2 separate regions of the Mus musculus genome follow, and region 2 is linked to region 1. The links are chromatin loops, found by intact Hi-C in ENCODE. Cell type or tissue: heart. All regions are shown on one strand.

Evidence for each region. Hi-C counts contacts between places; a loop is a spot of excess contacts. Peaks named below come from ENCODE experiments on the same cell type or tissue, not always from the same donor. Only the 100,000 strongest peaks of a DNase experiment are listed, where the experiment ranks them.
Region 2: it touches region 1 in a loop (1.8-fold over the local background); 1 of 42 quality-filtered maps calls a loop at or near these places.

What each region holds. Positions count from the first base shown.
Region 1 is chr13:44,059,692-44,063,691 of GRCm38, forward strand. No RefSeq gene overlaps it. Among named protein-coding and RNA genes, the nearest start is that of Gm33489, 17 kb to the left of the region's middle. In heart, a CTCF peak has its summit at 1,707; a DNase peak (open chromatin) is centred at 2,400; H3K27ac peaks cover 3,106 bases.
Region 2 is chr13:43,899,306-43,903,305 of GRCm38, forward strand. No RefSeq gene overlaps it. Among named protein-coding and RNA genes, the nearest start is that of Gm23117, 29 kb to the left of the region's middle. In heart, a CTCF peak has its summit at 1,635; a DNase peak (open chromatin) is centred at 1,706.

The DNA of each region.
Region 1 (4,000 bases):
CCCTTTAAAGACACCCTCGACTTCCTAGTGTCTCCTCTTGTCTGGTATTTGGTCTCGGTGAGAAGAAAAGACTTGCTAATCATCATTCGTTGTCATTGCTCAGCGTTCCAAGCCCACCCACGTTTGGAAGGGTAAACTGCTTCACTCCAATCCTACTGATATTAAATGCTAATCACACTCAAAACAGTATCTGCAGAACAGTATCTACACAGGTCTTAAACAAACAACTGGGCATGGCAGTTTCATCAAGTCAATATGTAAATCTTTTGACAAACATACTTTGTGACAGTTAACAGAAATGTGTCTAAAATAGAGGAAAACCAGGAAGAGACAAGTGGAAGATATAAGGTAAAGGTTTTTTTTTTTTTTTTTTTTGTCTACTTGTCCTTGGCAGTGTACCCGGGTGACTGACTGACTGATGACTGCACAGGGCTTTGGGTCAGAGGAATGGGTGGGACTTTGTATTGTCAGTCAAGGTAGAGCCATGAATTTTTTCTTGGTGTAGGGCATATGTTATGCTGTGGGTTTGGTTTGTTTCCTAAGGGTTCATGCTGGATGCTTGCATGCAACAATATTAAGAGGTGGTGAGACCTTTAAGAGGTGGGGCTTAGTATAAGAAACTTAGGTCGTGGGGCTGGAGAGATGGCTCAGTGGTTAAGAGCACTGACTGTTCTTCCAAAGGTCCTGAGTTCAATTCCCAGCAACAAGATGGTGGCTCACAACCATCTGCAATGTGATCTGACGCCCTCTTCTGTTATGCGCTCATATACATAAGATAAATAAATAAATAAATCTGAAAGAAAGAAAGAAGGAAGGAAGGAAGGAAGGAAAGAAAGAAAGAAAGAAAGAAAGAAAGAAAGAAAGAAAGAAAGAAAGAAAGAAAGAAGGAAAGAAGGAAAGAAGGAAAGAAACTTAGCTCATTGTGGATGGTGCCTTTGGAAGGGGTTAATATAGTGCTTATGGGTCCCTGATTGTTATGAACAGGGTAAGCATGACCCTCTGTCCCATCCTGAGTTGCCCTCATTTCTTATCACAGTATATGGTAACTGTTCTACATATTTCTGCCACCATGGTACCATTTGCCATGTGAGGCTCTCACCAGAGGCAAGAAGAGCCTGGCAACATGTTATTGAATCTCAAGAGCCATGAGCTGAGTAAACCACTTTCCTTTTTATAGCACCCAGCCTTGGGTTTTTTGTTAGACCAGCATCAAACGATCTCTTGCAGAGAAGCTGCCGAGTGAGCTGTAAGATGGCATGTGGAAGCGGTGCCAGGAGGAGCCTGAGAAGTTCGAGAATAAGTCCTCTTCCCGGTTGCCTCTTAGGTGTGTAGGTATTTTGAGCCAGAGGTCAAAGAGAATCAGCAGACACAAGAAAGGCCCTAAGAACAGGATGTGTGTTTTCCTTCGTGAAGGAATTCATTTATAAAGGAAATTTCCATTTGAGAAGTCTCTCCCACACCAGAAAAGGGAGGAATCCACATGACGTACCTTCCTGAACAACTCTCTTCACCTGCTTGTCCCATTCACCTTCCTACAGCTGCCTTGACTCGGTTTAAAACTGTCTATGTTCTTGTCATTGACTTGTGGGGGGAGGGTTACTTATCTCTGGGTATTTCCATGTCTTAGCACAATGCACATGTTAATAAACTTCTGTTTGTTTTTCCGTTATTAACTTGTGGTTTGTATAGGGCACCATCTGGAGATCTGAGGAATAGCAACAATTCTTTCCCTGCAAGACCTGGAAGACGACTTGCAGATCTTGGGTGGGTACACTGATAGAGGAAGCTAGTCAAGGTCTAATGAGCAAGTCTCACTAAACCAATAGTCAGCCTTACCCTTCTCCCCCCTCCCCATGACTTAAAGAGCCACTTTTGCAAGGATGTCTCTTAGGTGCCTATCTTGCTAGAATCTTCAGCACAAAGGATTAAATCAAGATCTCAATAGATTGCACCCAACCTTGGAAAAGTTCATCAGGGCCAACGCAATCCTTCGCTGGGAGAATGCAATGGATCCACTGAGCACAAAAAAAAAAAAAAAAAAAAAAAAAAAAAAAAAAAAAAAAAAAAAAAAAAAATCTTCCAAGTCACTGGTCTTCTGATTCTCACCTTGCAAATCTGAAAAGAGCGAAATTCATAGACCACAGGGGCACGAATTAGAAAAGATCTGGATCACAGATTTATGGTGGCAGCTTGAGGGAGTAGGCAGAGTTCCCAGAGAACAGGAGTGTGTCCCTGTTAGTCTAAGGGTTTGGATGTCAGGAACTACAGTGGGACATGAGGTAGAGGGTGAGCTGGTCACCTCTTCTCAGTTTGCTGTGTCCTCAGGTCCAGGCAGTATTCATTTAGGGGGAGAGAGATGCTGAGATCAACCTCCCGAGGGCATCCCTGGCCACTGAACAGAACTGCTGACAGAACGGGGGATATTTGTGGCTTTTAGCCAAGGACCAAACTATTTACTCTTGGGTCCGCTTCCTTCCTTGAGGCTGCCTGACAAGTTCCTCTCTGTTCTCATCTCAGGCTGCTAGGAGTTTTCTGGTCTCAGCCCGAGATCCCAGTCACAACACAAAGTGGCAACGTGGAGCTGTTCATTTACTTCTGCACTTAATTTATGCTGGAGGGCATGGAGGGAGAAATCAGGAGGCTGAGAGAGAAGGCTGCGTCCATCCGTCCGTCTGCCTTGTTTCCAAACACAAAGCCCCAGCTGCTGGATGAGGGCGAAGGCAACCTCACTGCACACCTTCCTAAGCAGTTCCTTGGAGCCCACTGCTTGTTCCTATTTCTTAGGGTTTGTCTGACTTTCCCCATTCTATTTTAGCTGCACGGGAAGAAAGAAGAGAGAATGGGTAGCCTATTCAGCATCCCACGGTGCAGAAAACATCTGGCACATCTCTTTCCCTTGTCTGGCTAACACACAATCATCACCTCGCTGCTGCTCAGAGTGTCTGCCTGTCCATTCATGGAGACTGAGGACACAAGCCTACAATAGCCTGAGCCTGGAGCCTCCCATTGACAAAGGATGGGACTCCACACTGTAGGGTATCGGTAGTGGTGATTTCCATTTCAAAACTGCACTTGCCAGACTTGATTTAAACAACATGACTGTCCTCAGAGATGACACTTGGCTGGTTGCTCTTCGAAAGGCTTCCACACACTCTCTGCAGGAACCTGTGAGCACCATTGCCCATTGCTTACTACTGTCACTCAGTTAGTCCAGACGACGGCCACACACAACTTTCTGCAGCAACATCCTGCCAAGCTGTGGAGCAAGAGGACAACCCCAGAGATACCTCTAATAACAAGCCAATCAAATCAAAATGTGCCTTTGTCCACTCCACTGTGATTCCAGTCACCCTTTCTTCCCAGATATCTCTTTTTAATCTAATTACATACAATACTTTTCACTTTAGAAAAAAAAACCATGTTAACTTCTGTCGTTAACAATCCTGTTCTCCGTTTACCTGTGAGCAGGCAACCAAGTTTTCTCCTCATGTAAATGCCACAGCGGTTTGCTTTCTGTGTACAAACTAGCATATATGTGTGGGGTTTTTTTCTATCTCCCTCAAGGTCAAAAGATTACTATCTATAGACCTTTCCATTCAAGCTTTTTATCCTCAGCTAAGAATCGTACAACCTGTCTTCTTGCACGCACCCGAGGAAAGCCAGTTCTAATCACCATGGAAGAGGAGCCATCCTGCTTATACTAGGCACTGTGAAAATGCCACTATTCGCAAATGTTTCATCCGCTTGGCAAATATACAATGCAGCACAGAGAGATTCACCGCAGAGGCAAAGGACTCTGGGGGTGGGGGTGGGGCAGAAATGGAATGTGCTGAGCTGCTAGACAGTCCCTGTTCTACCACCGACCTTCGATGTCTGGGTGACTGTAAGGACTGGGATCTGCCTTTGCCTTTGTACAGAAAGGTGTCTCAGACCTGATTCAGACCTTCATTTACCGATGGGATAACTGAGTTGGAGAAGCAGAGAAATGGAGCAACCATGG
Region 2 (4,000 bases), 160 kb before region 1:
TCATTTTAGCTTGTAAAATGACATGGATGTCAGTGTCAAATCCTTTTCTCATGACTGTGTCCTTTTTGGCTGGGTGAATATGCTAATTTGGAGAGTGAAGTGTTGGCCATAGTGGGAGGCCTTTCAAACTGTAAACACCAAGTGTGGTAAATGCCAAACAGAATTGTAGGAAAGAATGATGATGAGTTTTGCTGAGCCCCAGTATGACTTTCTTTTTTTTCTTTTCTTTTCTTTTTTTTTTTTAATTCTTGTTGTCTTTTGTGTGTGTGGTTTTTTTTTTGTTGTTGTTGTTTTGTTTTTTGTTTGTTTTTAAGATTTATTTATTTTTTTAATTGGGTATTTATTTCATTTACATTTCCAATGCTATCCCAAAGGTCCCCCACACGCTCCCCCACCCATTCCCCACCCACCTGCTCCCACTTCTTGGCCCTGGCGTTCCCCTGTACTGAGGCATATAAAGTTTGCATGACTAATGGGCCTCTCTTTCCACTGATGGCCGACTAGGCCATCTTCTGATACATAGGCAGCTACAGACACGAGCTCTGGGGGGTACTGGTTAGTTCATATTGTTGTTCCACCTATAGGGTTGCAGACCCCTTTAGCTCCTTGGATACTTTCTCTAGCTCCTTCATTGGGGGCCCTGTGGTCCATCCAATAGCTGACTGTGAGCATTCACTTCTGTGTTTGCTAGGCCCCGGCATAGTCTCACAAGAGACAGCTCTATCTGGGTCCTTTCAAGTCACACACACACACACACACACACACACACTCACACACATGCACACACACATGAATAGTGGTGTGGAAGTGTACAGAGTCCGGTTTGGCAGGACATGCATACATGGGGTGCAGGAAGGATGTCCAAGGCTAAACCTTGGTGCTTTCAGTATATCACAGAGACATGGATTTTCCTTGCTTTCTTTTTTTTAGGACCAGCTGGCAGGGCAATCTTCTTTCTCCTCAGTGCTGGCTTGTGGATTACTGTCCATCTGTCACAGCAAGGAAGAAGAGGAGAGCATCCCACAAGAGCCCTGGGTGCTTGGCCCCACTCCCTGTGAACAAAATGAGATCTGTAGCTTTTGGCAGCAGGGGTAAATCAGTCTGCAGCCCTGTGTCACCCTTAGTCCTTCTCGCCTTCCTTGACAAAGACAAGCCATACCTATCCACACAGATCCCTCTAGACATGGCTGTAAACCCTTCAGAATAATGTGAATGTGTGTCCCATGACACTGTATGTACACTGACTGGATCCTACTGATGTAAGTATCTGGTAGATGTAGACTGTACTAGAACACACTGGGCCAGGAGATCACACATGCTTAAGGAGAAGAAATTATGCTTCTTCACAATGCTTCTCTGTGTAGGTACCGTGGAAACTACCTCAAAGACGACATTACTTCATGCACGAATAACAAACATATCCCCGTTTTACCCAATAGGGAACTAAGGCTCAGACAGGCTATGAACAAGGATGAACTAAGTTATGACAATTTCAAGATCTCCATGGCATAAGACAACAAACGCTATATTTTTCCCAGCCTTCAGGCCTGTGTGGCTCTCCAGGACAGCTGTCCTCTGTGTGGTGACTCAGGGACTCAGCTGCTTCTGTACTGTTGGATCTGTCATCTCAACGTGAAGCTTATGAATTTGCCCCAGCAGGGGAAGTGCGAGACCGGAGACTCTCACAGGGGATTTTCACTGCTTCAAGCCAGGAAGTGATACACGGTACTTGGAGGCAGGAAGATCCTGATTAAATGCTGAGAGACTCGGCCTTCCCAGAAGCACATACCACTGAGTCCTGTGATGTCCTCTAGAGAGAAGGAAAGTAACATTCACCGCCCTTCATCAGGGTCATCGTTGCACGCTGTTCTGCAGTCTGAATAATTCTCCTCTGTCACGCAGACTGGCTCCCTTCATACTGAGTGGTCCATCTGTTGAAGGCAAGGGTGCTGACAGTGTCCAGGACGGTGTTCAGTGCCATTGTTATTGATTTAGCATCTGAAACACCTTTGCTGGGTTCTTTCTTCTGGTCCCCCCTTCTTCTTCCATCCTCTCCCGTCCTCCCTCTTCCCTCTTCCACCCATCCCTCTCTTCTTTCTCAGACTTCCCAGGGAGGGATCTAGTTGGCTCAGTTTAGGATTCCTGTTCTCTCTAGAGGAATCAGCTCTGCATGGAAGAGAGAGGAGGAAGGACACCTTACAAGGACATGGGAACGAGGAAAGAAGGATGAACTCCAGGGCAAAAGTCATCGGAGATAGTGAGTGGCAGAATGAAGATGTGGACCTAAGTCTGGCGCCAAGGTTTTTTTTTCCTATTTATTATGCAAATAGCCTCCTAAAATAAGACTGGGTCCTATCTATAGGAGCAACAAATTCTGTAGTAAGCTATGAATTTTAGCTAAGACTGTGAAAAGTTATTTAATTTCATTAGCTGATAGGGAAATGAGGGGCTGGTCACCAGAAATACAATGAAAAACCAAGATGTAGACGATGATGTGGAGAAGCAAGGACCCTGGCCTTCTAAAAATCATCGCAGAGAACTCTTTGACAGAATTTAAACATTTCGGTTGCATGTGCCCCTTGTCAATGACTTAGCATCCCACTACCAGAGAAGAAAAAGGAGTGTGTGACCATAAAGAGACTTAGAAAAGCATCCTGCCTTCACGAGTAATCGCCAAAAATCAGAGCACTCACATACTCATCAACAGGGTGAACAAGTTGGGTTAACACTCACCCACAAAAAGAATGGTATTCGTGATATCTGCAACAAAGGAGAAGAAGCTCAAAAATATGCTAGGCCCAGAAGTGAGAAACATGCAGAGATTCTACAGCTCTAACTGTGATAGGCCCAAAAGTGAGACACATGTACGGACTCTACAGCTCTAACTTTGAAAGACCTGTGCTAGGCATACTGATCTCCAGTGCTAGAATGGTGGGTATCTGTGGGGTAAGAATTGAGTAGAAAGGAGGAAAAAGGAAAATTCTGGAATAATGGTAGTAGGTTGGTAAATTAAGTGTGGTGGTTATACAGGTGACATTTGGGCCAAACATATTGACTTGTATACTTACAGTATGTAGCTCACACTCTATAAAACCTGTACCTAGGAATGATAGCTATAGATCCCAACCAATTGCTTTCTCATCCTTGTTTAAGTCCTTTATACACTGGATCATTATTGCCAGGGACAGTAGTCATTTGGCTTGAAGAAACCCTTAAGAACTGTTGTGGGCTACACATAAATGGGTGTGTCTCCCTGTGTGGATGAGTGGCTTGTCTAAAGCAGAGTCTTTCATTCTGGAAGTGCCTGTGACTCACAGGAGGAGACCATGAGCTGATAGTCACATTCTCATCAGAGCAGAAGGCAGAGCTAGACAAGGGCTGGGATTTAGGCGGGTGTGGGTTTGAGTCCTGCCTCAGCATTACCCATCTACTAGACATTGAACAAACTGCACAGCTTCCTATCACCTCACCTGTAGGTGAGAACTACACAATACTCATAGATTCTACAGGGGATCAGAAGAGGACATGCATGCAGACTTTGACATTAAAGATAAACTGAGGATCTCTATCGTATTCTACATGGTTTGGGAATTTGACTCAGACGTCCGATAGAAAGTTCCCCAAACATTTCCCCTAAATACCTTTGTCCCACTAATTGGACAAGGAAGTATGGGATACAGAAGGAGGACTTGGTCCCTGGGTTTACATCTTTTACACTGCCCACAAGATGACTGTTTCCTCCCACCCCAACATCATCTCCTGGTCCCACCTGTCTCCTCAGATCTCTGAGAAGCTCTCAGTGGCCAGTTTCAAATGATCAAGATGGAATCACTCTACTTACATCCTCAGGATCTGGGTTAGCTCAAGATAGCTTAAGACCTCAAGTGGAAATGCATGGAGAGTGAGAACTCAGGCCAGGGCAGACACACCCGTCTAGTTCACTTGGGTATTAGGTGTGGGGTCTGTGCCAATCTGATACTCAAAGTGCAGAGTCAATATG